Linked DNA regions of Homo sapiens: regions 1 and 3 are each linked to region 2. A link is a loop called in an ENCODE intact Hi-C map of the cell type or tissue named here. Cell type or tissue: endothelial cell of umbilical vein. All regions are shown on one strand. Region 1 has its middle 25 kb from the start of CCND3. Region 2 has its middle 5.8 kb from the start of TAF8. Region 3 has its middle 33 kb from the start of NCR2.

Region 1 (2,500 bases), 78 kb after region 2:
GTGAGATTTTAGGGCATTTTTTTCCAGTGCACAGTGATTCATTGAATTGATGACACTTTATACCCCATTTGCTGTTAGCTAAATGTTATCTTCATTGATATCAGCATTTTGTGTCAAATCAGCAGGAAATTCTACTCTTTCCCCATACTGCTTCTCCTCTCCTACCACTTTAGTTGGAATGAAGATGGTTTACATTCAGAAAAGACTAATAATTAAACTCCCTTCTCATAAATGTCTGACCTTTTAAAGGGAATTTATTACAAAATCCTGGGTGCAAAAACATTTGAAGCATTTAGAATGATTTGGCCTACTCAAGGGAAGGCTGGAGAAGGCAAATAAATAACCACCTTGAAGGATGTGGACATTAGTGGGGGTTAGAACCACCAGGGTGTGTCTGAGACTTTGATTCTGGGGACTGGGGAAAGAATCACGCAGCTGCATAGTTAACAGGTTCTGCAAGTCACTTTGACGCACTAAAATTGATACAATGGATAAGAAAGTCTGTGAGTGAGAACAGCTAAAAATTGCCTCAGTGTGGACTCCAAGTGTGATCTTCACTACTCAAGGTGTGTCCCAGCAGCTGCTGCGGGAGATGGATAGAAATGCAGATTCCCGGGCTCTACCCGGAAGCGTTGAATTAGCATCTGCATTTACCAAAGTTCCAAATGATTCATGTGCAGGTTATTGTCTAAGAAGCCTGGACTAGAGAGTTGAGAAGGAACTTGCTGATATGTCCTGGCCCAGCTCCTTTTATAGATGAAGAAATCGAGGCTTAGTCACTTGCCCAGTGTCATAAGTGACAGAGGTAGGAATCAAATCCAGGGATATTTGATTCCAAATCTTTCAGAGGGAATCAGTAAGTGCTTGTTGAATTACTTATTAATTTTTCATTCAAGCATTCATTAATATTATTATGTATTCATTGAAGAGACTTAGGGTAGGATGAAAATGTGGCTGTCTAGCCTTGGTGACTCTGCTGCCCTGGGAATAGGAAGGTGACACTCCTCCGCCTTCCCCCTTTCAAAATGCCGTTCTCCATGACTCAGCAAAGGAACCATGGGTCTGAAACCAGAGGTGAGACAAAGAAAACCTCAAAAATGTTTTGTTTTGTTTTTTTCCTAGAGGAATTTCCTTTCATGTCATTCATTCCTCTGCTAGGGAATCCAGGAAGCCTTCGACCTATGGTTAGCCGGCACTTAAAACAAGGCCTGACACAAAGCATGCTATATAACTATTGTTATATTATTATTAATTATGGAGCAGTTATTAATACCTAGAGACTTGCGTCAACTTGTGTTAAACTTCTCTTTCCATTTGTTCTAGTCTCACCCCAGAATTTGTGTGAATTCTCAATTATTCATGCTGTAGAGGGCTTAAGGGGTCAACTGCAAATGAGTGAATAAATTAATAAATCAAAAAGCTTGGGTTCCCCTCTAAAATGAGATTATTGTAATGGATGAAGAGGCATGACTCAGTAGATGGTTGATTTGGGAATAACCACATCCAGTCTAGAAGGGAGCTGACCCTCAGAATTTCTAGCTATGGGATAGACAGACCTGCCTAACTAAGAGACAGTTTACTGATAGACTGTGGTAAATTCTGTATGGAGATATACAGACAACAGAAGGAGAACATAATTCCTGGTTCGGTGGGGAGGGGAGGGTGTGCTTGTGGTTCTCAGCCCTGGATGTGTTTCGGAATCACCTGGAGATAAACATATAGAACCTGGGCTCCATGCCTAAGATTCTGATTTTCAGTTCTGGGAGTATAACAGGGCCATCAGAATTCTCTTTTTTTTTTGAGACAGGGTTTCACTGTCGCCCAGGCTAGAGTGTAGTGGTGGCAATTATGGCTCATTGCAGCCTCGACCTCCTGGGCTCCAGGGATCCTCCCACCTCAGCCTATAACTGGGACTACAGGCATGCACCACCATATCTGGCTGATTTTAGTTTTTGTGGAGCTCGGATATCTCTGTGTTGCCCAGAAGGTGGCCATCAGAATTAACAAGCTTACCAGGTGATCAGGACCTGAAGCCAAGCACTAAACATAATAATAACAGCACATACTATAAACTGGACATCTTAGGTATTTTCTCTTATTCTCATAACCATCCCTAAATGCAATTTATATTATCCCCATTTTACAGGCAGGAACACTGAGGTTTAAGTAATTTGGCCAAGGTCACACAGCACAGCCCATATTTTAATTAAGCTCTCAGTCTAAAGGCCTAAGTTATTTTGCCATATCCCATACAGCAGGAGGTCAGCCTGGAAGAATCTTCCCAGAAATTTAAATTAAGATAATTAACTCAGATGTAAACTGTAAAATCTGTACATAATGGGTCAGACAAAGATATGCAAGCGGATTTAAAGAGACACAAAGGCTCCGAGCTAGTGAAAGTTCGACCTTAACCCTACGGCATCGATTAACATATCAAAAGGAAGAATGTGTCCTTTGGGGTGGGAGGGCGCTTGGGCCAGTTAGTCTGATACTTTGTGAG
Region 2 (2,500 bases):
GTGGGGTGCAGCGGAGCCCTTGGCACGCCCTGGCCCCCTGCCCCAGGCACTGGCTTGGCTGTGGAGAACAGGTTGTACTCTTGAAAAACCACAAGAGGAAGTTTAGGGAGGGCTGGGGGTGGGGAAAGTTCTGGGGCCCCTGCCAAGTTTCCCTTTCCCTGCTGAGCAGTAGATGTGTTTATCTTGCTCTCAAAGACATTTAAATTTTAAATCCTCAAGTTTCAAAGAGCTGTCAAGGCCTGCCCCTTTCTAGGGGTGGCAACAGACACTGCTAGAAATGGCATTGGAACAAGTTACCCATCTGTTGGAATTCCCCTGGGATTCGTGCAGGTTGAGAAAGGCTAATTCCAGAAAGTCTCTTCTTTGGCCCCTTCACTTTTCTCTTCCCCAAAGCATTTCCTACAACCTTTAAACTCAGAGGAATGTGGCTGTAATTGCCACTTAGGAGCTGAATGGTGTTGCGGGAGCTGTCCCTAAGTTTTTACTTGTACTGTCTCATTTAATATTTATTCACCACAACTCTAGGTAGTAAACACCTCTATCTCCAATTTACAGATAGGAAACTGAGGCTCAGAAAGGCAAACTTGCTCAAAGTAATTTAGCTAGTAAGTGGCAGAGCTTGGAATTGAACGAGGATCTATCTGATTTCAAAGTCTAGGCTCTTTACTCGTGAATTAACTCTCAGTCTGAGCATTGACTTTCCTAATATATCAAACACTGAGACAGGGAGGCTGAAATATAAAGGGATTTTTTTAAATGCTGCTGCTAGTATGGGAGAGGGATAGAATTGGAAGGGATTCCTTGGAAGTTAATGTATTTAAGAAAGGATAGCCACTGGGCACAGTGGCTCACGCCTGTAATCCCAGCACTTTGGGAGGCCAAGGTGGGCGGATCACGAGGTCAGCAGTTCGAGACCAGCCTGACCAACATGGTGAAACCTCATCTCTACTAAAAATACAAAAAAAAAAAAAAAAAAAACGTTAGCCGGGCGTGGTCGCACGGGCCTGTAATCCCACCTACTCAGGAGGCTGAGGTGGGAGAATCACTTGAACCCGGGAGGCGGAGGTTGCAGTGAGCCAAGATCACGCCATCGCACTCCAGCCTGGGCAACAGAGTGAGACTCCGTCTCAAATAAATAAATAAATAAATAAAAGGAAAGAAAGAAAAGAAAGAAAAGATAGCCAAGTTAAAAAAAGATGCAGGAGGTGAGAGGTCAGGTCAAATTCTGGAAGATTGCAGCAAAGGGGAAGATTTAGGAGGAATACTATAGCTGTATGCAAATATTTAAAAGTTTGCCCTGGCAAACCTTGAAGTAGGGGGTTAGTGGGACTAGTGGAGGCAGATTTTCAAAAAACGTAGAACTTTCTAACAAATGGGGCTTAGAGCTCATGCTATAAGAGGGGCCTCTGCCAGCAAGACGACCTCAAAGCCCCTTCGCCTGTAAACCCCTGATGTGATTTTCCCCCTGCTTTCCTCTTCTATGTCATTCTTTGCTCTCCCATACTCCCTGGCCCGTGGTAGTCCCTGATCGTCCACCAGGTGGAGCTGTTGCCCCGTGTGTCACCTTGGGGTGACTGGATTGGGTGAATGAAGAGTGTTGCCGGGTTCTTCAGGCGCTGACTGGTTTCAGGGAGCCTCTGCTCCCAGCCCATCACCAGCTGTTTACACACCGGGGCCCAGAGAACTGCTTTTGATCCAGCAAAGCCCCCGTAAAAGGTGCTCTTCTGTCTTGTCCAGGCTCCGGCCAGAACGTGCAGGCCTCCGCCTCTGCGGCATACACCCGTCCCCAGGTCAGGGATTTCTTCCACATCTTCTCTTTCCCCTTCCTGACTGTCCTTTCCCTTTGAGAGAGAGGGACCCGTGTGCCCAGAGCAGAGGGCAGGACCGACGGCCCTGCGAGCCAGCAGGGTAGCTAATGTGGCATGGCCTTTTATGCCCTTCAGAGGGCATGACACCTGTGTCATCTCCCGGAAGGGGCCTCAGGAGCCCCACCTCTCTGAAACTATTTGCACTCAGTGGCCTGACCAGTTCTCCCACCCTGGGTGAAATTCCCCAGGACAGTCGTTCCTGAGGTGAGGGCTGAGGGGTTATCTCTGGAAGGAGACGGTTGCTGGTACCTCCGTCGTTGGCCCAGATCTGCTTGCTGCCCCCTCAGACCTTTAGAGAGGCACAGAGCCACTGGGCCTCCAGGGACACAGAGGCAGAGCCCAGAATGAGCAAGGACACCCTGATTTTTTTGAGACAGGGTCTCACTCTGTCGCCCAGGCTGGAGTGCAGTGGCGTGATCTCGGCTCACTGCAGCCTCGACTTCCCAGGCAGAGTTGATCTCCCCATCTCAGCCTCCTGAGTAGCTGGGACAACACGCGTGGCGCCACCATGCTCAGCTAATTTTTTATTATTTTGTTGAAATGGAGTCTCACTCTGTCGCCCCGGCTGGAGTGCATTGGCACGATCTTGGCCCACTGCAACCTCCGCCTCCCAGATTCAAGTGATTCTCCTG
Region 3 (2,500 bases), 680 kb after region 2:
GGGCTGGAATATTTTTTTAAAAAGAGAACGATGTGGGTCAAGTGTGGTGGTTCATGCCTGTAAACCCAGCACTTTGGGTGGCCGAGGTGGGAGGATCACCAGCCTGGGCAATCTAAGGAAATCCCATCTTTACAAAAACTAAAAGGTTAGCAGTCATGGTGGTGCGCATCTGTAGTCCTAGCTATACTGAGGAGGCTCAGGTGGGAGGATCGCTTGAGCCCAGGAGGTCAAGGCTGCAGTGACCTGTGATTGTGCCACTGCATTCAGCCTGGGCAATGGTAAAACCCTGTCAAAAAATGCAATTTTTGTTTTCAAAAACGATAAACAAAGACTAGAGAATTTAATTTATCCATGGGTTTCAGGTTTGAGTATATATATTTTTTTATTTTTGAGACGGAGTCTTGCTCTGTCGCCCAGGCTGGAGTGCAGTGGCACAATCTCGGCTCCCTGCAACCTCCGCCTTCCGGGTTCAAGCGATTCTCCTGCCTCAGCCTCCCGAGTAGCTGGGACTACAGGCACCCACCACCACGGTGGGCTGATTTTTGTATTTTTAGTAGAGACAGGGTTTCACCATGTTGTCCAAGCTGGTCTTGTACTCCTGACCTCAGGTGATCCGCCCGCCTGGGCCTCCCAAAGTGCTGGGATTTACAGGCGTGAGCCACCGCGCCCGGCCCAGGTTTGAGTATTTCTTAATCAATGATCTCCAAATGTTTCCCAGTCCAATGCGTTAAATATGAACGCTTAGGCAAGATTGCTCCGGAAGGCCCGGGAAATACTTGACCGGCTTATGCCCCTCCCACCCCTACTTTTGAGGAAGGTGCCCGGAATGGGACATGGATAGGGTCCCGGAATTGGCCTTCTCCGGAATCGGAATCTGAGCGAGGACTCCGGGATCCCCAGCCTGAGGACCTCCGGCGTTTCCACTCCCTGGCTCCCCGTCCCACCTGTTGCCTTTGCTATGCCTACCCTGGTTCTTTTTCGTGCTATGGAGACAGCGTGGGCAACTCCAGCGCAAGAAGGTAAGATCCGGTGTCTCTCTGGCGCTCCAATTCTGGCGCTCCAATTCCGCTGCTCCTTAGGCGGAGGAATTCTCTCCTTTCCCCCAGTGAGTCTAGTTGTGGGCAAAGCAGGCTCCGTGGTCCCACACCGCCTCCTGGTGGTTATGAAGGATACTGCAGCCGGGGTTGATACAAGATACAGAACTTTTCCAGCGCCGACAGGGGGCGCAGGAAAAGGCTTACGGATTGCCTGGCAGGTGCCAGGTGTTTTGCACGGCGTCTCACTTACTTTATTTAATCAATAGAGTAACTCCAGAAGAGAGAACTGTCATTTCCCATACTATCCAGATAAGGAAATTGGGGCTAAGAGAGGCAATGCACTTCGATTAAGAACATAGAGCTAGTAAAATTGCAGAGTGATTCTCTCACATTCACACCATCTCTTGGTGCACAGAGTGTGAGAAGAGTAAAATATTGGCTTCCATCCTAGGCCAGGAGCTCTCCCTCTCCTTGGCTCTGAAGAATCATCTAGAAAATACCTTTAGCTGATGTACTGAGCTCCCAAATTAGTCTCTGGGAATGTTCCAAGGTCCTTTCTCATTCTCCATTTGAGCCCATTTCAGATGGGTTCATGGGCCTGCAGGTTGAGACCGGTTCAGGGACAGCTGGGAAACTCTATCATGCATGTTGCATGGATGGGGAGTTAGAGGTCTCTGTCCTTTCTCTGGGATTCAGGCTCCTTGAGCAATCTTATCCCTGAAGGTGAAGAACAAGGTGCTTTGTTCTGAGTGGGGCACTCCTGCGACCTCAGATACTCAGACAGAACAAACGAAGAGCATGGAATGGGTGACCACACTGAGTCGACCTCAGTTCTTCTCCATCTTTAATCCCAAGGTCAGGAGACCTCTGCTTGGCATAGGGCTCTTTCCTTCGTGTTTCATTTTCATTAATTAATTTAGAGGAGTGCAGTGACACAATCATGGCTCATTGAAGCCTCAAACTCCTGGGTTCAAGTGATGGTCCCACCTCATCCTTCTAAGTAGGACTACAGGTGTGCACCACCATACCCAGCTAATTTTCAAAATCTCTGTAGAGATGGAATCTCGCTATGTTGCTTGGGCTGGTCTTGAATCCTAATTCCTGGCCTTAAGCAATTCTCCAGTCTCAGCCTCCCAAAGTGCCAGGATTAGTGGCTTGAGCCACTGAGCCCAGCTGGGCTCCCTCTTTATCAGGCATTGGAAATGCTCAAGCTGCTTTTGCACCTGCAGTGGTCAGGCTGGGGAAAGGTCTCTGGGCAGAGCCCCTCCCCTTCTCCTGCCTGAGATTCCACCCACTCCAGTGCAGAGCTGAGAACCATTCTCCATCCTCTGCTGCTCCCTAGTGGGCTGGGATGCAGCTGTCACTGGTCTCCTTCCCACTAGGCTGCGGCCACTTTCTGCCTTCTCTCCTTCCTTCTCCAGAGGGATGCTCCTTCTAGAGACAGCAGGTGTCCTGGAAGAGAG

What was found. Peaks named below come from ENCODE experiments on the same cell type or tissue, not always from the same donor. Only the 100,000 strongest peaks of a DNase experiment are listed, where the experiment ranks them.
Region 1: a loop joins it to region 2, with 4 times the contacts of the local background. A loop is called at or near these places in 2 of 110 quality-filtered maps.
Region 3: a loop joins it to region 2, with 7 times the contacts of the local background. A loop is called at or near these places in 13 of 110 quality-filtered maps.

The regions. Positions count from the first base shown.
Region 1 is chr6:41,965,719-41,968,218 of GRCh38, reverse strand. It overlaps a transcript of CCND3 not described here. Among named protein-coding and RNA genes, the nearest start is that of CCND3, 25 kb to the right of the region's middle. In endothelial cell of umbilical vein, no CTCF peak of the experiment used is centred here; a DNase peak (open chromatin) is centred at 1,058; H3K27ac peaks cover 2,355 bases.
Region 2 is chr6:42,043,436-42,045,935 of GRCh38, reverse strand. It overlaps a transcript of CCND3 not described here. Among named protein-coding and RNA genes, the nearest start is that of TAF8, 5.8 kb to the left of the region's middle. RefSeq lists enhancers at 1-33, 60-209, 34-624, 1,217-1,266, 1,978-2,478. In endothelial cell of umbilical vein, a CTCF peak has its summit at 1,531 (motif pointing right); DNase peaks (open chromatin) are centred at 125 and 1,555; H3K27ac peaks cover 777 bases.
Region 3 is chr6:41,367,740-41,370,239 of GRCh38, reverse strand. No RefSeq gene overlaps it. Among named protein-coding and RNA genes, the nearest start is that of NCR2, 33 kb to the right of the region's middle. RefSeq lists an enhancer at 281-781. In endothelial cell of umbilical vein, CTCF peaks have their summits at 1,169 (motif pointing left) and 2,382 (motif pointing left); DNase peaks (open chromatin) are centred at 1,139 and 2,359; H3K27me3 peaks cover 467 bases.